Linked DNA regions of Mus musculus: all the other regions are linked to region 2. A link is a loop called in an ENCODE intact Hi-C map of the cell type or tissue named here. Cell type or tissue: left cerebral cortex. All regions are shown on one strand. Region 1 holds the start of Cyb5r4 (cytochrome b5 reductase 4). Region 2 holds the start of Snap91 (synaptosomal-associated protein 91). Region 3 has its middle 14 kb from the start of Gm39389. Region 4 holds the start of Ripply2 (ripply transcriptional repressor 2). Region 5 overlaps Gm36539 (a long non-coding RNA gene).

The links. Hi-C counts contacts between places; a loop is a spot of excess contacts. Peaks named below come from ENCODE experiments on the same cell type or tissue, not always from the same donor. Only the 100,000 strongest peaks of a DNase experiment are listed, where the experiment ranks them.
Region 1: it touches region 2 in a loop (8-fold over the local background); 7 of 42 quality-filtered maps call a loop at or near these places.
Region 3: it touches region 2 in a loop (2.3-fold over the local background); 2 of 42 quality-filtered maps call a loop at or near these places.
Region 4: it touches region 2 in a loop (7-fold over the local background); 7 of 42 quality-filtered maps call a loop at or near these places.
Region 5: a loop joins it to region 2, with 8 times the contacts of the local background. A loop is called at or near these places in 5 of 42 quality-filtered maps.

The regions. Positions count from the first base shown.
Region 1 is chr9:87,019,907-87,024,906 of GRCm38, reverse strand. Ripply2 (ripply transcriptional repressor 2) reads right to left here. Exons shown (of 4, transcript NM_001037907.2): 4 at 4,466-5,000. It overlaps Cyb5r4 (cytochrome b5 reductase 4), which reads right to left and starts at 2,878. Exons shown (of 16, transcript NM_024195.2): 1 at 2,654-2,878. The coding sequence starts at 2,728. In left cerebral cortex, no CTCF peak of the experiment used is centred here; a DNase peak (open chromatin) is centred at 2,958; H3K4me3 peaks cover 1,985 bases; H3K27ac peaks cover 1,729 bases.
Region 2 is chr9:86,877,911-86,882,910 of GRCm38, reverse strand. Snap91 (synaptosomal-associated protein 91) reads left to right here and starts at 2,462. Exons shown (of 30, transcript NM_013669.2): 1 at 2,462-2,650; 2 at 3,330-3,489. The coding sequence starts at 3,360. In left cerebral cortex, CTCF peaks have their summits at 2,063 and 2,275; DNase peaks (open chromatin) are centred at 2,379, 3,240 and 3,992; H3K4me3 peaks cover 3,479 bases; H3K27ac peaks cover 2,335 bases.
Region 3 is chr9:86,974,178-86,979,177 of GRCm38, reverse strand. No RefSeq gene overlaps it. Among named protein-coding and RNA genes, the nearest start is that of Gm39389, 14 kb to the right of the region's middle. In left cerebral cortex, no CTCF peak of the experiment used is centred here; a DNase peak (open chromatin) is centred at 2,077.
Region 4 is chr9:87,012,433-87,017,432 of GRCm38, reverse strand. It overlaps Ripply2 (ripply transcriptional repressor 2), which reads right to left and starts at 1,896. Exons shown (of 4, transcript NM_001037907.2): 1 at 1,803-1,896; 2 at 1,487-1,565; 3 at 1,099-1,163. The coding sequence starts at 1,888. It overlaps Gm51687 (a long non-coding RNA gene), which reads left to right and starts at 921. Exons shown (of 3, transcript XR_003948201.1): 1 at 921-1,247; 2 at 1,531-2,144; 3 at 2,252-5,000. In left cerebral cortex, no CTCF peak of the experiment used is centred here; DNase peaks (open chromatin) are centred at 1,153 and 1,896; H3K4me3 peaks cover 1,876 bases; H3K27ac peaks cover 1,362 bases.
Region 5 is chr9:86,998,060-87,003,059 of GRCm38, reverse strand. All of the region lies in intron 2 of Gm36539 (a long non-coding RNA gene), which reads left to right. Among named protein-coding and RNA genes, the nearest start is that of Gm36539, 5.6 kb to the left of the region's middle. In left cerebral cortex, no CTCF peak of the experiment used is centred here; DNase peaks (open chromatin) are centred at 1,731 and 2,925; H3K27ac peaks cover 275 bases.

The sequences.
Region 1 (5,000 bases), 140 kb before region 2:
GAGTCATATCTAATTTAGGCATTCATTTATCCCAAAATAAATAGGTCAGGACCTCTGGGGTACACTCCATCATCTAACTCAACCTTCTTGTTTTGACCATTGGTGAAACTCTTCTGGTGACTCCTCCCAAAGAATAAAAAGTGAGAAAAACAATTCCTATCCCAGAGAAAATCACTGGGTTCTCTCTCCATTCAGTAATCCCTAAGGCAATTAATTCTTTGGAAATGCAACTCAAATCATAAATCTTTCTTCTACAGTGGCTCCTTATTCCTCAACTGTTAATCAGATCCTCTGGTCACAGTTTGCATTACTAGCTCCATGTTTTAGCCTTGACTTTCTACAACTTTCTATCAAATGCTCTGGCCTAATGGGCACAGATTCCCCACTGGTGTCAAGCACTTGCTCATAGTATTTTCCTCCAATCTAACTCTAATTCTTTTTTGGTGCTAATACCCTACTGACGTACGGAATATAATTGTCTGTTTTCTTATCTGTGCTGCCTGTGAGACTAAGTCCCTTGAAATCAGAGACCACCCTTCAACATACTACACTGTCTTAGTATCAGAGACCACCCTTCAACACACCATACTGTTTTAGTATCAGAGACCACCCTTCAACACACCATACTGTTTTAGTATCAGAGACCACCCTTCAACACACCACACTGTCTTAGTATCAGAGACCACTCTTCAACACACCACACTGTCTTAGTATCAGAGACCACCCTTCAACACACCATACTGTTTTAGTATCAGAGACCACCCTTCAACACACCATATTGTCTAAGTTTCCTTTTGCTGCTATGATAAAACACCATGACCAAAGTCAACTTATAGAACAAAGAGTTTATTTTGGCTTATGGTTCCACAAGGGGATTCCATAATGGCGAGGCAGGTGTGGCATCAGGTACCCAGAGCAGGAAGCTGATTAATCATATAGCAACTGCACACAGAACAAACTGAAAATAGGTGAAGCTGTAAACCCTTAAAGCCTGCTCAAAGTGACATACTGTTTCCAATAAAGCCAAGGTTTCATAACATCCCGAGACAGCACCATCAACTGGGAACCCCATGATCAAATGCCTTAGCATATGTAGGACATTACAGTTTCTCAATAAACACTGAACAGCTATTGCATAAGGAATCTGTCTCTGTGTAAGATTCAAATTGGTGAGATTTGAATAAAGGGCGTAAGGTAAGGAATATCTGCTGAGTGCGTAGCAATGCTGTGCTATGGAAAAGTCTCATCTCAGGCCTATGAACAAGACAACAACAACAACAACTGGTCACGCGTACATACACCTGAGCCAGAATGTGACTGCGATGAAGTAGTGGGTCTTGGAAAGACATCTCTTTCCTACTCCAAAGTTCTAGACTTTTAACAATTTAACAATCAGCCTATCTGGCTGAGTTCCATTTTTGAAAACTTTATCTGACTGTTTCATTGTTTTATGCAGTCCTAACTCTGCCTCTCAAGGGTTCGAGATTGTCTCATTTCATAACAAAGAAATTAATCCTACCTGAGGGTCCTATTAAATTACACAAAGATCTTACTTTGCCCTCTTTGGGGACAACAAAACTTACTTCTGCTATCGCATCTAAGGAACTTGCTGTCTTTGCCTAGAAGTTTTCTCCTTTAAATGAATGCTGAGAACATAGCCATTTTAATGAAGAAAGTCAGTTACTGACGTTCTCATTCTACAAAGGGCAACCTTAGACTATGGAGCCAAGCACTTAGCTTAAAGAGAGAGCAAGATACCCAGTTGATGGCTGGTGAGCAGAGGCGCACACACAGCAATGAAGGAAATGTCATAATCACAAGCTTACGTGACTGATAGCAGACTTTCATCAACCTATTTCTTTTTACCAAGAATGAAGATAGTAAACGTCCCTAGCTTCAGGGTAACTGTGAAGATTCAATGGGCAAAGGAAAAGGACTCCAGATACACATGGCCATCAGTGAGCCCACAAAACATCTTAGTGCTATGTATGATTAAAGCTGGGGACAGACATTTCTGAAAAATAAATGAAAACCTCAATTCCTTTTCTGATCTAAGGGCAAAACCTCAGATCTAAGTGGAGAAGAATGGAAAGTCTCAAAGTCATATAAAATAAAACTCGAGAAAGGAATCGAGTAGCCCAAGAAGACAGAAGTCTCAAAAGAAAATACCAAGATGTGGTTACAGAATAAGGAACTAGCAAAATAACATAAGAGCATTCGCCTTGCAATGAATACACTACACAATTTGTACTGAATTTTGCAACTATATATCTGTATTTCCACCTGCTGCTGACAGTAACCATATTCAACAAATAGACAAGAGCATGGTACCAGATTCAAAATCAACCAGGGGTGTCTACAGATGAGGCAGTGCTGGAACCACTGGCTACCGTATACACAGAGGAGTGCGACTTGAAGAGGTGGCACTAAATCTGACGGCAGGTTTGCAGACTCCAATCATCCCTAGCCACCGCCACTGCTCAGCCTGGATCTTTGACCGTAAAGAACAAAAGACTGGAGAGGACAGCTTGAGACAGAAATGCAACCATGCCGGAAGCGGGGTGCCGAGTGGACTTACCGCGGCCAACTTCAGCAGCTCAAACACACTTAGGGCGTTTGAGTTAGTAGTCGAACGAACGGCGTCGCCACTTACCTTGCTGCGCCCCTGGGAGGAGACGCGCTGCTGGGAGCCGGGGGCCGGGAAAGCCTGGGAAGGGACGTTCAGCATCCTGGGCCCCCGGCTCGGGCCGCATCCGGGCTCCGCCACCGGACAGGCTGCCCTGGTGGGACCCCAGCGCCCACCACCGTCCGTGCGGGCTCCTTGGCCCGGCCGAGGCCAAGCCCCCGACCCACTTCCGGGGTCGCCAGGGGTCAGGCGCGTCGTGACGCAATCACGCTCACGAGAGGCGGGGCGGGGGCGGAGTCAGAGGAAAGGCTCACTCACTCTGTGAGCCCGGTCGCCCGGCTTGGGAAGGGGTGGCTGTGCGGGGGTTGGGGGCAGGGCAGCGCATGCTCAGTTACTCTTTGGTCCTAAACTTCAGCACCACAAGGAAATGACAGCTTTCTGCTGAAAGATCAGAGAGTGAAGCTGTTCCCCAGCCCTGGTGCTGATAGAGGCCGAGGGTTATTTCTGGTAGAACAAGAAGACCAGTGCCTGTCTCTTGATAAACAACAATTGAAATATGAAAGAAAACAACACTATCAAAACGTTCAGACTGCTGAATAGTTCTCTCCTGTAAAATACTAAGCTCTAGGAAAGAGGACTTCACAGTTTCATGAGCTAAGAAGCCGAACTCAAGCAGCCTCTGCTGTGGGTTAAGAAACGTCACGTTTGGGGAACCAGTCTGGAAAACGAGTAAAAGACGTTTCCAGACGACGTTTCCAGAAGACCTTCTCTATCCATACACTCACACATTCTTCCTCCTCCCATAACTCTTCACTTTCCCTGAAATCTACAAGTAGCTCACTCCTAAATAGAGTGATTTGGTTTTGGTGTCATCCTTGTATTTAATGGCCTATGCACGCTACTTTTTATTAAAGGAACATTTTGTCTGTATAGGCTTGGGTTTCTGTAAGAAATAAATGGCTATATCTAAACCATATACTGTATATATTAATAGGCATGTAACAAAAGACAGGCCACCTTATACTATCCTGATTTGTTAACAAGAGAAATTCCTAACACTGTGGGTCCATGTTAGTGATACATTGGCTTTTTCTTTTTGCTAGGAAAATACACAGATCCACAGGGTGGAATCCAATAGAAAGAGAACATTTTCCCAAAGAGTAGTTCTAAATAACCCATCCCATTCTCTGTGGGGTTCTAATTTTTTCTGATTCTGGACACATCATTTACTCCAGCTATGTAGTTTCCAGAGTCCCTGGGAGTCAAAGTTGTGATAATGTGGTTTAATATTATGAGAGAGTCTGTGGATATGCTTAGTCATTCAAGCACGGGACATTTCTTAGCTAGCTAATTACCTCTCATCTCCACCTCTACCCATTTTTATTCTGGAATACTGCAGGAAAATATTTTTGGTATATTGTCAGACAAGCATTGAACTTGCAGTTCTCCTGCCTCATCCTCACAAGTAGCTCAGATTATAGATTAATAAAATATGTTTGTTTGCACCTGAACTGCTGAGCAGGTGATTATATAAAAACTAAAAGGACTTCATGAGCATAATCTACTGTGTCACCCTAACCATGCAAGTCCATCGTCCATCTCATTAAAGTATGGAATAAGTTTTCTTCTGTGATGCCTATGTAAGAAAAATCAGTCACTGAGGATTTATTTTACTCCCCAGAAGAAGATGTTTATATGAGAATATTGTGAGCGGGAAACTAAAGCAAAAGGAAAGTGGATAATGTTGAATTTTATGTCTTCCAAATCTTAGCTTTATCCAGGACAAAAGAAAAGAGAGCAACTTCATGTTCTCACCGTTTTTAGACTCTGTACAAATCATTCAAATTTAAACCTTTTTTTTTTAATTATAGGAATCCTTCAACATATACAGAAAGTACTGAACACCAGATTAAAGACAACAGGAGAATATCAGAGTGAGAGTCACACTACTCCATACTTAATTACAGTCCTTAAGATTTAAGTGACCCAAGATTGTTTTTCTTTCTCAACTATAATTACTTAAAGCATTTCCCTATGAGCAAGCAAACAAATACTAATATCCGTGAGAATAGTAGCAGCACCCAGTTTTCCTCACTAACTGCCAAGATTATATCATCTGTAACTAAACATCCAATTGAGATCAGCAGAAAACACCAGACATTACAAGAGCCGGTCTTTTAAAAAAACCAAATAGTTCCTTGAAAAATTATAACTAAAGATAAATTTGTGATTTAATAAAAAAAAAACCAGAAGTATTCTTTGTGAATCACAAATATTTATAACACAATCAGGACATTTGTACATGATGTCTATCTTAAAATCCCAACATTTAATTCTAGTGTAGGGACAAAGAGGATTCCAAATACTGTAATTA
Region 2 (5,000 bases):
CTGGATGGAGATTTTTTAGGGTGGGGATTCGTGGGATTTCAAGTCCTGAGCTTAGAGTGAGAGCCCAGGAACTGGGTTTAGATGGGTTTTCAAACCTGGAAGTGTGCTCAGACCTTTTACCCTACAGCCTGTAGACATTTTACCCTACACTGTGTCCAGCTTCATTCCTAATATAAGTATTTTAATACTATACATTTTCTTATAGTCGGCGCTTTTTCTACAGGTAGTATATTTTGATATGTTGCATTTATTTTTATTACCATTTAGTTGAAAGTAGTTCTGTATGGGAATATTAGGTCTATGGGTGCGCTGAGTGTGCTATTTAATATACTGATTTTTAAAAAAGATATCTATCTGTTAATGAGTTTGACTCAACTGTAGGGGGGAAACCCCATAATTTGTATGACTATAATTCTTCTGAATGTATTGAACCTACTTATACAGTGAAGAATATTGTCTACTCTGGAGAATATTTTAAAAGCATTTAAAATAATGCATTCCACTATTGCAGGCTAAAGTGTTCTATATTATATGACAGAGTAAGTTAGGGCTATTTTGAATCACACATACCCTCAATAGTTTTCTGTCTACTTACTCTATCAATTATAAATGAGACGATGCAGAACTCAGCTGTAATTGTGGATTTACTATCGCTCCTTTTGCACCATCCTGTTTGAAGTTCTGTTCCTAGATGGCTAAACATATGGAATTGGCTGTTGATGAGTTTTGTTGTTATGCAATGTGCCTCTTTCTTCCCATTAACATCCCTACTATAAAGTCTACCTTAGCTAATACCAATACGGCTACTCCAGCTCTTTATCAGATATGCTGAGTTCTCGTTTACTTGCAATAAAATTCACCAATTCTATGTGTCCAAATTCATACTGTTGTTATCGACCACCTTAGTCATGATATAAACCTTTTCTATCATTTTAAATAGTTTTTCTTTTGAAGTCAGTCCCCAGTCCTGAACCTTGGCATCTGGTGTATTTTCTGTCTTGAACTTAAACCTTTCTTACTCTGTTACATAAATGGATCAAAATAGTAAATAACGTCCTGGTGATTTGGCCTCTTTCATGAAGCATCGTATGTTCTCAAATTCATCCATGTTGTTCATTTCTGTCTTGTTATTGCTAAGTAGTATTCTGTTGTGTGGATATGCCATGTTTTCTTTAGCTATTTATCAATAGACTGGTTTTCCTCCAGTGTGGGGCCATTATATAAGCTGCTACTAATTTTGAGTGAAAGTTTAAAGAGAAAAATGTGTGTGTCTGGTTCCCCCCCCCCCCAATTGGGTAAATACTGTGCAGGACTGCGGGGGTCATATAGTAATACGTACATAACTTTTTGGTGGTGGTCTTGATCTTTCTTTCTTTAGTCAACAAGGTTTCTAATTGCTGCTGCTGGGATCAGCCCCAGCTGTTAGGAAGTTATGATTGGGTATTGAACACCGGACCAAGAGAAAAACTACAAGGCAGAACCTTGATGTGTGTAAGTAGGCGTATATGACCTTGGGGGACTGAACAGAGGTCACCTGTGTAAAGCCAGAAAATATGTCAGGGAAGTACCTAAGGGAACTTCTGATCTTAACCGTGGGAATTTAAAAGAATAGTTAAGACAATGACCTTTACAAATGTCAACTCATGAAATTATTAACCGACTCCAATCCCATGCAAATAACACTCGACATTCAAATAATATAAGACGTTCCGACATATTTAAATGGCAAAAATTACAGTTTAAGGGTGCAAATGATTACAAGACGAGTGTAATCTGGCATTCAGCTAATTGCTTTGCTACTTGTCTATACCGCATACCTCAGTATTGCTTTAAGGCTAAAGCGGCTCGAATTACCTGCCCACTCGGCTCCCCGTTGTAACTGAGACTAGTGGAGCAGCCTCAAGGAGCTGAGGGTGCACAGGTAACGGTCGCGTGGCCACAGAATCTGACATTTCAAATCGCCCTGCCCATCTGGGCCTCTACTGCCGAGGACAGGCCAGCTAGTCACAGGCACGCTTCTTAGGAGAAGGGGCTGGGCTCTGTTGGCAGCGCACGCTGCCGCCCTTGCCTCGGCCTTCACAGCCCTCCCTCTCCCCAGGCCCACGCCCGCGGCGATCCCCGAGCATCCTGCAGTTGCCCGGCAGGTATGCGCGGCGCGCGCGCACCAGGTCCGCCCGGGGACGCAGCGGGTGCGCGCGGGGACGCAGGGCGCGCGCAAGAACGCAAGCCATAGAGCCGCGGCGCCCCTCCGGTCCCACCCCCTCCTCCGCCGTCGCCCGCCAGGGATGCTCGCGTGCGGCCCTCCTCCCGTTTAAAGCCGCGGCTCCGAGGGGGGCGGCGAGCAGGAGCGACAGGGAGGGGGCCGCTGGCGTTCTGCAGAGGACTGGCCCGGGTTCGTCGGCTGCCGTCACCTGACTCGTCGCAGGCGCTCCAGCTGAGGTGGGGGCGGGGATGGGGACGCTGCGCCGAGCGCTAGAGAGACGCGGCGGCGCTGGCGGAGGCGGCGGCGGGTGGGGACCGCGGGGACCGCGGAGCTGAGACAGGGGCCGGGCCGGGGCTACAGGCATCGCGGCCCGGGGACACCAGGGCGGTGCGTGTCTGCACTCAGCTACCTCGCGCGGCGTCCGGGCTGCGGTGCTCCTGGGGCGGGGTGAGTACGCTGGGCCGCACGGGTCCCCTCCCCTGCTCCAGGACCCGGGGATTCGAGGGATAATCCTAGGGCGCGGAGAAGGGCAGAGGCGGCCGGGTGACAGCTCGGTGGCGCTTTAGCGGCCGGGCGGGGCCTGGGCTGTCCGCCCTCTGAGATCCGACTGGAGAAGGGTGAGGCGCATCGCGGCTCAGGGCGGCCCGACTATAGGGATGGAGGGCGAGGGAAGAGGAGTCGTTGCTGCCGCCGCAGCCCCAGGACAGAAAGGAGGTGGCCGCGGCCCTGCGGTGCTGTGGGAGACACGTTGCGGCTCGGGGCAGCGAAAGGTGCGCGCTTCTGGGCGCGGCGTCCGGGGTAACCCCGACGCGCACCGGGTCTCGCACCACCGAAAAGGGTTGCGCGGACAGTGCTGCTTGACAGGGGGCGAAGCCGGGATGTGGTGACCGCTTCAGGGTGTGGGAAAGCGGGACCGTGGCACGATGCAAGGACTACCCTGCGGGTGGCTGACAGCCCTGGACCTCGATGGACCAACTGGGCTTGGCGCGCCGCTGGTCCCAAGAGGCGGTGCCAGGGCGGGGTCGGCGGAGGAGAGAACCGCCGAGCGGAGGGAGCAGGCAAGGCCGGGCGCTCCAGCTAAGGCGGTGCGGGTGAAAGCCGGACCATCTCCTCTTATTTCCTGCAGAAGAGGAGGCGGTAGACGCGGCCGGTGAAGATGTCGGGCCAAACGCTCACGGATCGGATCGCCGCCGCTCAGTACAGCGTGACTGGCTCTGCTGTAGCAAGAGCAGTCTGCAAAGCCACCACTCATGAGGTGATGGGCCCCAAGAAGAAGCACCTGGACTGTAAGCATCCTTTTATATAAGCGGGACATGCGCGTGACCATAGGGGCTCAAAGGCCGGCGGCATGGCCTTGGCAGTCTGTAATACTGCCAGAAGCCTTGGGAACTGGCTCACCATCGAGTCGATCCTGAGATCCTGAGCTCCTGCCTCTGGCCTTGGAGGTGTCCCCTTGAATAGGCCCTGAAACCTTGTCTATCGAGCCGTTTTTTTCTTCTGATGACCTCCAAGAGCCTAGAGGAGGGAACACACACACACACACACACACACACACGGTTGCATAAAAGTGTACATTTGGGCTACATCCTTTTAATCATTTTTTTTCTCCACTCTCTGTTAGGTTAAAGGAAATGAGGGGTGGTAGGGTCACAATGGGGAGACAGAGAGATTGATGGGTGGGTGGATGGCCACTCTTGACACTAATTTCTTAAGAGCATTTTGGATAATCGTAAAATCCTGCTTTTTCCTCTGCTGCTACTCAGAATTTGTGTGTGAGTGTGGGGGAGTGCGCGCGTGTGTCATATGTCACTACACTGAGCCGAACTGAAATAAATCCAAGCTATTGAATGAGCAGATAATGGCGATTTCATTCTGAACATCTTGGCACACTTCCTTTGTCCTGTTCTCAGAAAATGCTGGGTGGGATAACTGGTCAGCTCACAAAATGAATGTCCTCTCCTCTTTAGAGGTGGTACAGTTTTAGATGAAAACATAATATTTAATACATAATATTTCCCATGATCATTGGCTCTCCGGAGAAAGCTTTATTCTGGTTGGGGAGCTGTATGTTTCTGAAGTTTTTCATGCTGTTAGTATAGTTAGTCTTTTGCTACTGGAGGGGAAAGTGATACTTAGAAAGACTTTAACCTGCTTTAGGCAGTGAGTATCCCCCAAGACTATCCCAAATAGTATTCTACAGTCTCTCTACATCTGTTTGACCTGCTTAGACTCCTCTGCCCTTTGTTGGTGCTCATTGTTAAATGTCACTCTTGGCACAGAAACACATTTGCCCGTGCTCATATTCCCACCTCACTGTCTTGACCTCTTTTGGTTTGTTGGGGGGTTTTTTTTGTTTGTTTGTTTGTTTTATTTTTATATTTTATTTTCTTCAACCCTTCTTCTGTCTCTTGTGTTGCCAAGAAAATGGCAACCCCACCATTCCAGTTAGCCCCAGCCCTCTCCTTTGCCATGAGCAGAGCTTGAGGAAGCTTGCAACTGGGCTCTGTCAGAGCTGTCACACGGCATTGGAGACTTTTCTGTCTAGAAGTTTATCTGAGGGGGAGACATTATTACGTTTTTCCTGAGGGAATGTTTAAGAAAATTTATTGATTACAGTATAATGTGTTACACATTGAGTACCAGGTAAGAGAGGCTCTCAGGGCCAAGACACCTAACAGGAGTAGGAATTATAAATTCATGACCAGCTCCTTTTGCTGCAGCATGCTGAATCATTTAGCCATCTTTCCATCAGTTTCCCCAACTCTGGGAGGCTGACTCACGGTTCTGTCAACCTAGA
Region 3 (5,000 bases), 96 kb before region 2:
GCTTGACTCATTCAAGACCACAAGTTCCATATCGTGATAGACTGAGAAGTCTAAATGGAGGGAGCATAGTAACAAAACCCAAAGTGGTGGTCAGAGTCTGAGGAAGGAAGAGAAGGAGGGGTGACTACAGATCCCCAGCGAAGTGACACTCATGTGGTTTAGGTTCCCTGGTACCCAAAGACCTGTGCAGATTTCTGGGAGGAACCCAGCCCGGTTCTCACACGGTTATTAGCTTTGTCTTAGGAAAGCATCCTTTTTTTTTCCCCCTGGTTAGACTTTTTTCCCATTGGTTAATTAATTTATTCACTTTGCATCCCTATAGCAGACCCCTCTCCCCTAGTCCCTCAATCACATTGCGCCTTTCCCCTCCTCTTCTCCTCTGAGAAAAGGAACCCCTCCCCTCCCCAGGTATCAACCTACCCACTGCAAGACTAGGCACATCCTCTCCCGCTGAGGCCAGGGAAGGCAGCCCAGTTTAGGGAGCAGCTCAGGAACTAGGTAAGATAAGCAATTAATAGATGGGACCTCGGGAAACTGAAAGGCTTCTGTAAGGCAAACAATACTGTCAGTAGGACAAAACCGCAGCCTGCAGATTGGGGAAAGATCTTCACCAACCCTACATCTGACGGGGGCTAATATCCAAAATATATTAAAAACTCAAGAAGTTAGGAAAACATCTTAACCATAGCCAGCTATAGGGCTGTTCTCCTTCCACGTGAACTTTGCCCTAGTAGTGTGATATGTTATTACAATGTTGACAGGTTGTATGTTCCAAAGGCCTAATATTTCTTCTAGATTGTTTTAATTAGGTAAAAAAAGTCTTTAACGTGATTGATGTTTTTTTTTTTTCCCTAAATAAACAGGTCTTGTTTGTATGACTCCATTTATTCTTGCTGCAACTGAATACCACAAGCTAGGGAGTTTATAAACAACGGAGGCTTGTTTGGCTCACAGTCTGGAAGCTGGGAACCCCAAGAGCATGGTGTTTACATCTAAGTAGGACCTTTCTGATCCACTGTGACATGGTGGAGGGCACGGGGTGGTAAAGCAAGAGCACCAAAGAGAACTCTTGTCTGTAACAAAGCCACCTTCTCAATACTCACTAATATACTCACTAATACATGAACCAATGAACCCATGAATAGGGCTAGAGCCTTGGGGCTATCTCCTCTTTGAAGAATTCCCCCTGCCCCCATCCATGTTTCTAACAAATAGCATTTATGGATGTCTTTAATCCTTAGCGTTTTAAAAGCTAATTTAGTACTCTTGAACAGTATGCCACTTGAAAGTAGGACACACTCTAACAAGTCCCAGTTTTACTGTTTGGTTTCATGAAGGCAGAAGAGGGGTTTGAGGGGGAAAGAATAACTACTGAACACTTATCCCCTAAATGCGACAAATTTATTTTTATTTTTATCTTCATTATACTTGTGTAATGATGGAATAGATATGGTATCCCCTATTTACCACCCATATGGTAAATAGAAGAGGTGGGTCTGATGAAATTTGTCACATTTCAGAGCCTGGACCCTCTCTGTCACACCATATGTACAGCTGGAAATGGACTGCTGATAGGAACAAGGTGGGGACTGTAAGTTCACACTCCTCCAATAAAATGTAACACTGAAGGAGAGATTATTTGCAGAAAATCTGTTTTTTTTTCTTTTGCTGATTTTGCTTACCATTATTCTCATGAGAACACATAGGCTTCTCAATGTATATCAAAGAGTGACAGTATTTGCCTATAATCCAAAGATACTGAGTATTTTTGTCCACAAACCATATTGCAGTTTATTTTTATACATAACAAATGCAGCATCGTACTTCTGAAAGCAAATGTATGAATTACTACTAAAAAATCTCAAAGATACAGGCAATTAAATGTGTTCATAAAGTCTTATGACCTATAACAAAACTGGAAACCTAGAAATATCTTTCATTAAAGCAAATGTCTGGTCCATAGTCATTATGAAGTGTGCCAGTTTGGACTGCTGGCTTGTTTCCAGTTTTACTCTGCAGACATCTGTCAATTCTCTGTGTCAAGATGTCCATTGGCCGACTCCCATGTCCTTATGTAACAGGGAGAAAACAACTTGGGCAAATGCGTGCTCCTTTGCAATGAGAACTTCTGCCATGTATAAGTCCATCCTCCCCCAAGGCTTCCTTATTGTAAATGCTTCCACCTCCATAAAGACACTGGATATATTTGTCAGCAGAGGATTTCACGAACGTGGTTGTGATTTTTTCCTTCTTGCAAAATATCTGGGATTATATTTTATTGTTTGAGCAAGGTCAAATGCCAGTGAGGTTGTTTCACTGTGACATTTGTAAGCATGATTTTATTTACGAAATCTGAATATACTTCAAGGACAGGAAGTAAATTGTGGTGGATAAGAACTCAATTGGAGGTAATTACTATCGGACTTAGAACAACTCTTTCCTGAAGTGCACTGCACAAGAGTTTCTGGGTACCTAAATTTTCTTCTAGTATTTTATAATTCCTCTGGGAGCCTACATATTATCCATTTTTTAGAAGGCATGTGCCAAGTTAGGCTATTTTTGAAAGATTATCAAAATTATTCATTTCCACCAATATTTTTAGTAGACAGATAATAACTGAAGAACTCTGAGAAATGAGAACTAAATATAGTGTCTGTTAAAAGTTAATTAAATATAGAAACTTGCTCTGAGCGTCTACATGGGAAATTCTTCAATTACACTTGGCTTGTTCCTTCATATAGTACTGCAGCCTAGCTGATTAAAGCTTCTGGAGTGGGTTGACATTGCATATTACTACGCTTGAACATTCTCTCCAAACTCATGTTAAAATTTAACCACTATCATACCAGTAATAAGAGAAAAAAAGTTTGAACCAAGACATCTGTATTCACTATTTTTCTATTGCTGTGATAAAACACTCTGACCAGGGCAACTTACAGAAGGGAGAACTAATTCGGACTTAGGATTCCAGAGGGACAAGAGCTCTTGTCATCCAGCAGGGAAGTGTGGCAGTAAGCAAGCATGGTGGCAGGAATATCTGAAAGGTCACATCTGGAACTGAAAACACCAAGAAGACATCAAACTGGGAATGAGTCTTTGAATTCTCAAAGACTACCCCTACCCCCAGTGATATACTTCTTCCACCAAGGACATAACTCTTAAGCCTCCCCAAATAGCACTAACTGGGGACCAACTATCCAAATGCTAGAGACTATAGGAAACATTTATCACTGAAGCCACTACAGTGTCCTATTTGGTTGACTAGTGCTCCTCTCAGAAACCATAGGATTTAAAATGAGAATTCCAGTACCAGGTAGAGAGTACGTCTCTGTAAGTTATTGTCCAAGAGGATGTCAGAAGTCATCCAGACTAAACAGGGTATTGTTACTGCTCTTGGCGCCCACCAGAACTAGATGGTAAGACATTATTCACCTTGGATACAGGACACAAAGAAATTAAGCTAAAACAGAGCTAGAAGTGTCCTTCCAGCTGATTCACTTTGGTACAGTACTATGAAGGCTACTAGGGGAGAACAGCCATCAACAGTCTTATCCAGCTGTGGACCTTGCATGTTACAATACTGACCGGCCTGGCAAAATATGCCCACTCATATTATAGTGGCATGGCTTTTATGGTGATAACGAATCACATCTCTATTCAATTTTTAGGTCTGTTCTATGAGAGAAAATACATATTATTTTAACATTGTACTGTTAACCTTGTCAAAAGTTTGTGGCTGGGGGGGGGGGCGCGGGGGCAGGGAACAGGCTCTAAAGGGGGAAGCCACTGTTATTTGCTACATGGGCATGGAGTCAAACTACCTAAGTATTTCTTTACATTTGTATGTATAATCTATTTTTACTCTCAATCTTGGTTGGAGAAGCTTATTGCAGTGAGCAATGGTTAATGTAGAGACCCCTAATTGGTCAAGTGAAGAGAGTAAGTTGACTGTTGGGTACTTGGCCCTAGATAGAACATCAATATAGCCAATCAATATAGCCAAGCAAAGCAATTCAGAACAAAGGATGCAAAGACTCCAAAAGCTGGAAAATGGGGAAGAATGTCATGAAGTGCCCTCTCTTGGATATGATGCAGCAATTGTGGTCATGGGCACACAAAGCAATTGTGATCTCTGCATGGACAAAAAGGAAATGATACAGTGGAAACCAGCTGGGAAGAAGAAGGGGTCACTGGGGTAGGAAGGGTATATGAGAGAGCAAAAACGATTGAAATACATTGTGTACTATACGAAATATCAAAAATTGTAAAGGGGGTAGAAATTGGAACTGTTATAGGTGATGAGCTGTTGAGGGCTCTGTTGTAATGAATGGGTTTTTAATGCCATTGTCCAGGGATTTGGTTATGTTCTGGGGAGAGTGGAATGCTATAAGAACAAATGCAGCTGTTTATGTTTCCTCTGCTTATATAAAATGCCCTCTGCTGTGTTATGATGGCAAAAGGCCCTCACGAAATGTAGCCTTTGACCTTGACCTTGGCAGGTTCCAGTATGATAAGATTACCTTTACTCTTTCATTTAATTTGGGGTTCCCCATTACGACAGCAGCAAATGATCTAAGCCACATAGCTTTAATATTTTAAGCCTTCATTTATGAGTTTTCTGAGAGCATGATACATATCATGGTATATGTGTGAAGGTCAAAGGAGGAGGTACTGTACTCTCCTTCCACCATGTGGGTCCCTGGTCTCAAACCCAGGTCATCAAGCTTCACAACAGACATGTTCACTCTCCAAGCCCCGAGATATGTCTCTTGACTTCAATAAAGTTCAACAGCACCAGAAATAAATGCTTTATCAATTTTAGGTGAATAATATTTGAATATTGTAGTGACTTAAAAGTTTGATATAGATAGATAGATAGATAGATAGATAGAGAGAGAGAGAGAGAGAGAGAGATAGATAGATAGATAGATAGATAGATAGATAGATAGATATAGGTAGATAGATATGAAAATAATATAAGTTACATTGCACTACAACAA
Region 4 (5,000 bases), 130 kb before region 2:
CTGACCTCACTTCAAAACTAATCAAAGTAAGGCTAGAGAGATGGCTTAGTGGTTCAAAACAGTGGCTGTTCTTCCTGGGACCCGGGTTCTGGTCCCAGCATCCACATAACAGCTTATAACCATTAGCAACTCCGGTTCCAGGGGATCCTACTCCCTCTTTTAACCTCTGTGGACACAAGGCATGCACATGGTACAAACACATATGCAAGCAGGCAAAATACTCAGACACGTAAAAATAAAACGTGACCACTGTAAACTCAATTCCACTTATCACTTGCTTGCCCTGTGTCCCGCAATTACTTTAGCATTGGTAGGTAACATGTATGAACTATTGTACGCCACTTATAAACACATAGACACAGGCCAGGCTTTCTTTAACACAGTCACACAGGCCTTCTTTCAGCAGTTAATACAGCACAATCATAAACATTTTATCTCAAATAAAAGCTACAAAGAATCTTATAAGAAAGGCTGACTTTCAGCAAAAAAAAAAAAAAAAAAAAAAAAAAACAGTAAAATGAACAACAACAACAAAAAAAAAGTAAAAACAAACAAAAACAGTGACCAGCTGGGCCAGCCTTGGGTATTCTAAAAGTCAGGCTTGTTCTGCTGCAAACCTGCCACTGTCCATCTCGTTCCTCCTTTTGGTTTGCAAGAAAGTAATACATGCACTCTGCATGCCAAGGAGCCAGTTCTCCATTGCCCTTTTAGGATTAAAAATAATAAAAGAAAAAAACCCCAAACAACTTTTCGGGCATAAGATGCCCCCCCCCCTTATAAGCCAGAACCTCTTTCAGGGCAGGTAAACACCCTGCCAGCAAGCTACAGCCTCAGCCCCAAACGTCTCTTTTTTCTACTCAGTCTGCTTTCTCCCGTTTTAGCCAATTCAATTAGCATTCACTCACTATCCACCAACTGACAGTTCTTTTATGGGATGAGTCCTGTATTTTCCCAATTTTGTGAGTAAGAGAATCCTCAGAGTGGGAACACAGAGTGAGTAACGGCGCCAGCTATTAAACCAGCTGCGTGATCGTGCCCCATCTCCTTCCCCCTTAGGGCTGGAGTTGAAGGAGACCTCCAGTAAGGCCTGTCACTCACCTGACAGGGTGTTGGTATTGCAAAAGCTTCCCGGAAGCTTCTGCCATTCCTGGGCCACTGGGCAACTAGGAAGGAAAGGAGTAATCGCAGTCACCATGCATCTCATTGTCGAAATTGGGAAGGTGTGAGACCCAGCGCCTCTGGTTCAGGTAGGGGCTGTGACCCTGAGCCTCTCCACAACCCAGCTCTTGGCTGCAAGTGACTGCATCACTGCAATGGATGTCCCAGCCCGCGTTCATACCCACAGGGTCTAGGGCAGGCACACTGTTAAGCACTGGGCAGATTGGGGGCGCAAGCCACTCAGGCCCTTACTCCTCAGGCCTGGATTGGGGGTCGGGAGTGGGGATGCTCTGCAGCCTGAACCGCAGCGGGCCACACTGTCACTCACCGCCTCTGCAGCACGGGGCCCCGTCCGCTTCTCTTTCTCTCCAGGAGTTCGAACCCACGGTCTCCAGAAGCCCTCGGACCTGCAGGATGGCAAGCGCAAGTCGCGCACAAAGAACGTGAGCCCAGCCACCGGACTCAACTCGGACTTAGTAAGGGCACCGGGCCCGGGCAAAGGCAAGAGCGGCGGGTAAAAGGCGAGGGCTGAAGTAGAGGGCGAACAGGGACGAGCCGGGGCCAGGCGGTCCTCGGGCTCAGTGGGCGGCGGGCACGGGGCGAGGGTGGAGAATGCGCGGGGATGGATCCCGGCTGATAGGTACCCGGGCTGCGCGGACGGCGGGCAGCGGCTGCGCGAGGGCGGACGTGCTGGGTTGTGCGCGCTCTCGGCGCTCTCGGTGGTATCCATGGCAGGACGACCGCGTCGGTGTCGCAGCCCGGCTTTATCTAGCCCTTGCAGACCTTCGCACCCCGGTCGCCCTCGCTGCTCTGCATAAACAAAACGGCAGCGCGTGAAGGCGCCGCGGGCCGCGCGCGGGTGTGAACGCGTGCAACATCCCAAATGGCCCGGGAACCGGCTGCTGGAGCGAGTGTTAATAGCCCCCTGACACACGGTCTGGGAGAAAAACAGCATGCGCCCAAGCAGCCAATTTCCATGTGAAGAGGTTAGGAGGGGATGGAATTAAACGATTCTACACGTTTTTGTGTATTTCTGCAAAAATGCCCAGGGCTGGTAATTGCCTGACACTTGGCTTGGCTTTTTGGCCTTCAGCAAATGTAGCTGGCTCTGCAGCAACCAGTGTTCTACAAACTGGATATGATATAAGAAGAAAAAAAGAATAGCTTTAATCACTCCCTCCCCACAACATCAAGCAAAAACGCAAACGAAGTGTCTGTATGTGGAAATATAGATCAATAATAAATGTATGTTTTTAAAAAAATGTTATTGAAAAGTTATGTTCACAATCTGCCTGTTACTTGAAGGGGATGGACAATCTTAGGCAAGAAGAAATGAACTATGAAAACCTGATTGTTACATCCAAGAGGGGCTGAGACAGTTGTCATGTGGTTTCAGTGCCTTCCCACAGCCTCTTGACTTTCTCTCAAACTCTTGTCAGTATCTCTCTCCAGTAAGCCCTGGTGTATCATCTCTACAAATCTGCCATCACTTGGCATTATATCAATAGATCATAGTTAGACGATACTTTTGTGGTTGGGAAAGATGATGAGGATAATGAATTCTGGAAGGTTATGATATGAGATAAATTATTTATTCTTCCTGTACTAGTTTCTTCTCTTGGGAGTTACCCCTTGTTTATCTGTAGAGGTTCATCAAACCTGTCCCCCTCAGATGTTCTGTTTCAAAGCAAATGTGACCTGTAAATGTTATAATTTCTTCCTAAGACATTTTAAATAATGGAAATGAGTTTCCTCAAACACTGCAGATTGAAAATCTTGAGTGTAAGCCTAGTGGTACTGCTCCCCACTCTGTTACTTCATAAGAAAAGAATCCACTTAATTGTTACCTAGAGGGCTGCAATGACGTGACTACCAGAGGATGAGATAGGATTTTCTTCAGATAATGAAATCAGTGAAGATGGCTATTGCTATTCTCCGTGGCTCAGAGTAACGACGCTTATTAAATGCTTGTTGCATGTCTGGCACACAATAAGCCCTTCCTTGACAGATGATAAAAATGATTTTAGGAATATCATGGCCAGCTGACAAGATTAAGGTTAAGATGCCTGCTGCCAGGCCTGACGACCTGAGTTCAATCCCCAGAGCCTGCATGGTAGAAGGAAAAAACTGACTCCCACAAGTTGTCATCTGACCTTACACACAACAGTGGCGTGAAAGCCCACCATATCCATACCCAAGCACACACACAGACCACCACCATCACCACCACCACCTACTACTATTAGATAAATATAATAAAAATATGACCTTACAGATGTGACCTATTTGATGAAGAGACCTATTCCAGTTGCATAAATATCTTTGAATTATCGGCAATGTATTAAATCCTGAATTTTTACAAGTGATGAAATAAATGTTCCCTCCTTACTCAGGAATACTGCAATATATGGTCATTACTGTGGCCACAAAATCAATAATATTTTTAACAAAACATATTTAATTGCTAAAGAACACTCTACATTTAGAAATGACAGTTGGGAGGATTTGGCGTGTCTTTTAGGTACAATGAGGAAAGCCCACTTAGAGTAAATGAAACCTACACAGGGATTTCTAAAAGGATCAGTTAAAGAATGCTACTGTCTCTGTGTGGAAACTGGCTAAGAGGAGAAGGGATGAGGTTATTGCTGACACAGAGATGTGGTGAAAGAGACAGGGCAGGCGTGGGCTGCTTGGAATATGCTGTGCTCAGACATTTTGACTTCATTCTGTAAGTATTGGCAGAAGACTGACTAAGCGGGAATAGGGGATGACTACAGTTTGTATCTTACTTTTTTTAAAGGCTTTGTTTTGTTTTGTTTTTTTGACACAACCATGGAAGATGAGAGTCATTGAAACCTGGTGGTGAGAACAGGAAACCCCCTGAAAGGCTGAATGATAGTAGGGCATATATAAATCACAGAGGGCAGATTTGAAGGGCAGTTAGGAAATAGCATCTACAGAAGTGTCTGGGCCATAAAGACAAAGTGTTCATGAAAGTGGAGCTGAGATGTGTTCTGAGATATGGAACCCACTTAGCAGAGGTAGTGGTACTGGGTCAGGCAAAGTCAAGATCACAGCAGACCCAGAGTGCAAGGTATACTTCTATGTTTCAGTTTTTCAAATGACCCAGAGAAGAACAAGAAAATAATGAATTTTATATTGGTTTGCCAATCAACTAGGACAGACCGGGCAATATTGGCAGTAAGAAATACTTCCAAAACTTCACAGGATTAACAAAAGAGAAGTGATTTTCCTGGTCACCCTATATACATCTTGTTTTGTCTAGTGGAAGGCTACCTTTTAAGCTTGGCTTTTGAAGGCAAGCTGATAAAGTTTGATATCTCTGGTCTGATGCTAGTTATTATAACAGGGAGACACAAATAAAATTGTGTATCTAAAGCGACACATGTCACCTCCAAAACATTTCTCTGGCCTAAACTAGTGAGATGACATATTCATCTCAAAGGAGAAAGGAAATACATTTCCATTGTATTCCCCCAAAAAGGAGAGACAGAAACAAACAGCATAGGAGAGTAGCGTCTCTCCCTGCTGCTACTGAATGGATACTCAGTTCACTGTCCTTCTTGGGGGTTCGGGGGAACAGTCACACTAAGGACAAGAACTCAGATGGATCCGGTGGCTTCTGAGAAGTCTTGATGAAAATAGATGGAGATACCCAAAGAGCAACCAGAGATACATGTGCTTGGGTGCAGCAGAGAACTTAAATTGAACTTGAGCATCGGCCCAAAAAGGTGATCAACAATAGGAACTAAATAGTTTCCTAAAGAAATGTTGTGGCTTTTGAGAGCAAACCAAGGCCAGAGCTGTGCAGGCTGTCATTT
Region 5 (5,000 bases), 120 kb before region 2:
GCCACCATGGGCCTCTAGTGTTTAGGTTAAAAAACAATCTAGTGATCATACTCTGAGTCACAGTTTTCTGAGTCATAGAATTCTGTTGAGTGTTACAGCTTGAATGTGAAATGTCCCCCACAGGCTCATGCGCCAGACCACCCAGTGCCTTTGATGGTGTTATTTTGGAAGGGTAGGACCATGGCCTAGTTAGCGGAAGTGAGTAGTTGGGAGTGGGCCTCGAAAGCGGTACAGCTCAAGTTCTACCTGAGCCCTCTGCTTCCTGCCTACCAGGATGTGAGGAGCTGAGCCAAGTTCATCTCGCCTGGAATGGGCCACTTCTGTGCAAGGGACTATTTTCCCTGAGACCATGAGCTAAGATAAATCTTTTCCATTGTAAGTTGTTGTTGTTTTGGCAGACATTTTGCTCATGATAATGGGAGAATTAACATGGTGATATTAGTTGAATTAATCCCTTAAAACTCTACCTGGGGGGGTCTCACAGGAATGGGATTGATATGTGTATTCAATTAATACATATATGTTCAACGAGTGTGTGTGTGTGTGTGTGTGTGTGTGTGTGTGTAGTGTGTGTCTTAGGGTTTCATTGCTATGAAGATATACCATGACCATGGCACCTCTTATAAAAGACAACATTTACTTGGGGCTATCTTATAGTTCATAGGTTCTGTCCATTATCATTATGGCAGGAAGTATGGCAGTCTCCACACAGGTATAGAATTGGAGAAGCTGATAGATCTACCTCTTGTTCCAAATGCAGCTAGAAGACTGACTTCCATGTGGCTAGGAGGAGGGTCTCAAAGCCCATCCCCACAGTGACATATTTCCTCCAACAAAGCCACACCTACTCCAACAAGGATACACCTCCTTGTAGTGCCACTCCTGGGCCAAGCATATTCAAACCATTACACACACAAAGAGAGAGACACACAGAGACATACATATATGTATATATATATTCATATACACATACAAGTACATACACATAAATATATACATGTAAGTGTTAAAGACTGCCTTTATGTAACAAGGACTTGGCCTTCCAACAATGGCCATCTATCTGCTGGAGAGTCAGAAACCTCTGTAGTTGTTCAGGCCATGAAGGTGGATGCCTCAGCAGTCTGAGTCTGATGCTGAAATCCTTGTTCCTAAGTATCAATGACGTTCCACACAGGAAGGCAGAAGCAGCTGGTATCTGGAGCCAGGAGAGGATGGCACTAACATCATCATCATCATCATCATCATCATCATCATCGTCATCATCATCATCGTCATCATCATCATGATGCAGCAGCAGCCGCAGAGACAAACATTCTCACTCATGAACAAGTGAAGGCAGGCAAAAGTACAGTCCCTATCCCGTTTAGTATTGGGCCACCCATTGGAAGGTGCTGCCCATTCTCAAGAAGGATCTTCTCCACTCAGTTCATTCTTTCTAAAAACAGCCTCCCAGGAGTATGTGAGAGCTATGTCTCCTCAGTGACTCCAGGTTCTGTCAAGCTGCTGATCAAGAGTAACTAACTGTCACAGAGAGAAACACAATGCTTACAGATAAAAGAAGAAGAAGAAGAGGAGGAGGAGGAGGAGGAGGAGGAGGAGGAGGAGGAGGAAGTAGTAGTAGTAAATTCTCGGTATCTGCACCAAAGATGTGCAAGACTTTTTAAACTCTTTTATACAATGCAACCAGCATATGGGGAAGTAGGTTGTCTTAGCAGACAAATGACAGAGCTAAGTTTGGTCTCAAGCAACATGACTCCAGGATTGTGCTTATAGTCACTGTATTATTAAGTAACCAAGAGCCAGTGGGGAGCCCTGAGATACTACCTAGAAGGCACAGCTTCCAGATGGCTGGTCTGCAGAGAGCCAGGCTCCTTTCCTATGGTTCACGGCCATGCACTCTTCTAACTCTCAGAGAGAAGAGTTGCTCTTGGTTCTAGAGACCCTGAAATTGTATTTGTAACTGTCATCCAAGAACAACGATATTGGAGCAGATAACTGTCATGTTGTCAGGTTTCGCCGTCATGACAAACGGAGATAATCAACTGATAAGGAGGAAGGTTGCTTTGGTTTATAATTCCAAAGGTTTCACTCAATGTCCAGGAGGCCCTGTGACTTCTGAGCTTGTGGCAGGAAATGCATGGTGCCTGGAAGCCAGGAAGCAAGGAAAGAATAAAAGGAGGAAGAGGAGGAGGTATTGGGGGGGAGGGGAGGAGGAGGAAGAAAAGGAGGAAGAGGAAGAGTAGTAGTAGTTGTTGCAGTAGTAGTTGTTGTAGTAGTAGTTGTTGTAGTAGTAGCAGTAGTAGTAGGAAGACTAAGGTCTTGACATCTTTAAGGGCATACCCCTAGGGACCTAAATTCCTGTCATTGGGTCTCATCTCTTAATGGTCTACCACATCCCTGTGCATAAAAAGCTGGTGACCAAGCCTTCAAAGTGTGAATCCTTGGGGGATATATTTGACTTCAACAATAGTAGCATTTAGGTACTGAAAATCTTAAAATGTATGTATGTGTATATATATATATATATGGCAACCAACTGACCACAGTAGAGCTGAATTTGAGTGCATAATGCTTGCTTAGGATGGGTTTACTAGTGACCCCATCATTTCAAGATAGTAGGTTAACTAATGACCCCATTATCTCAGGACAGTCCCTCAGCTGTGCCTGCTGTGCTCTGAGTCAGAGAGCTATCAGGGTTGACCTTCCCAGTGTGCCACTGTGATAGACAGTGGGGGATGTTCCCGTTTTGTGTGGAAAGGTATCTTACCATGGCAAGTAATGCACTCTCATCCCATTCTATTTAAATGTCTCCTCAAATTCTCATTCTCCCAGGAACCCCAAAGCTCCCTTCTTGAGTCTCCCCAGAGTTCTGCAGTATGAGTCAGCTTGTTTCTGTCTCCCACTGCTGGCTCTGCTCTGGTGTCAGTTTTCTTCACAGGGATGAGTCAGTCATGGCCCGCCATCCCCTCCTCTTCCCTTTGTGTCTGTGCACATGGCCTATTTTGGTTTCCTTACCATCCCTTGAGCAGCATTTATTAGGGAACTGAGAAAAGTAAGCCTGTTCAATCTGCATTTCTAGACTCTCTCTCTCTTTATATCATTAAACTTAAGTCATATTAAAGCTGAATCAAGAGAATCTCATCTAGATCAGAACTGAATCCTCCTTCTAATCTGATCATACTGACATATTGCCAAAGAAGAAATTAGAGAGGATTTTTCCCCTCCTTAATAATGTTAATTCTAGCAAGATACCACAAAAGCTGGTTTCTATATAAGAGTCTCCTTAAGAACATCACAATAAGTTTACTATGTCACAATCATACACAATGCCTCCTGGGGCTGAGTATAGTGGGTTCTTATACAAATTGGTAGGAATCACAAGTGGATCTAGAAAGTGAATTTTCCTTTTTTCCTTTTACTTATTCTTCTCTTGTATATTATGTTCTCCCTTCCCTCCCCTGAGTCTCTCCTCTAGACTTCCCCTTTCCCCACCCCCACCCCCACCAGATCCAACCCACTTCACCTCCCTCAGAAAAGATCAAGCCTTCCAAAGGACCTCGACTATATACAACATAACAAGCTAAGTAAGACCAGACATGTATTCTCACATCAAGGCTGGGCAAGGTGAGCCAGTATTAGGAAAAGCATCCCAAAGACAAGCAAAAGAGTCAGAGATCGGTCCTGCTCCCACTGTTAGCAATCCCACCAGAACACAGACACACATAACCATAACATATGCAGAGGGCCTAGATTAGACCCATAGAAGTTCCCTGATATCTAGGAGCTCACTTGAGTCCCAGTCAGTTGATTTTGTGGGCTGTGTTCTTGTGGTATCCTTGATCACCCTGGTCCTCTGATCCTTCTTTGCCAGGACTCCCTGAGCTTCACATAATGTTTGGCTGTGAGACTGCATCTGCTACCATCAGCTGCTGGATGAGGTCTGTCTGGTCTCTTTGATGAGGGTTATGCTAGGCTCCAGTCCCAGCACATCCTGCAGGCAGGACAAATTGTAGGTAGGAGGGTTTGTGGCTGGCTTGGTGTCCCAATTCCTTCACTGGAGGCCTTGCCTAGTTATAAAGGATGGCTCCTTTAGACCCTAGGCTCCCCATTACTAGGAGACTTTGCTGGAGTTACCCCTTCTAGATTCCATGGAGTTTTCTCTCACACCAGGCTTCCACTTGCTCCCAACCCTCCCCCTCCCCCCATTCCAGTCATCTCTCCCACTAGTCTCTCCCTCCATCCCCAGCCACCTGAAAACCAATTTCTTTTACTAGGGTGAGGACATTGCTTCTCCCTGCCCCACTTGTAGCTTTCTATCTTGTCACCAATTGCTCCATCAAAGTTGCGTTTTGCTCGCCAGTGGGGAATTTGCTAGAAGCACAAACTGAAGGTGGCTGAAAAGCATTAAATAGAGAAAGATGGAGCAAGGATAACAATCTCTGCAAAAGGTCAGAGTGCTGCAGTGGAGGGCACTGCTATTCGAGACCCATTGTCAGATGGTCCGTTCTCACTACAGTATCAAGATTTAAGACCTGTAGTTATCCTATACCTCAACCCAGCCACTGCTAGGGGATCTTACCAAATCTAGAGACTAAGAAAGATAGCTCAGCAGTTAAGAGCATATACTGTTCTTTTAGGGAACCCAAGTTCAGTTCCCCACACCCACACCAGGTAGCTCACAACCACCTGTACCTCCACCAGTCCCTGATCTCCCAGAGCAACCACATTCATGTCGTCCTGGGTAGTGTGATGGTTAGTGCTAATTATCCTCTTGGCAGAATCTAGAATCACCTGGGAGATGTGTTTCTGGACATGTCTCTTGGGATTATCTTAATTAAGTTAATTGTGTTGGAAGACATCATATCTGCCAGCAGGATATGCCTTGAGAGGGTATACTGGGCGGTATCCTTCAGCATTATTATTCATGGTTCTTGCTTTTTTGCTGTGGTTCCCGCCAGGCTCCTCCTCCTGCTATGGTGACTTCTTCACTAGGGTGGACT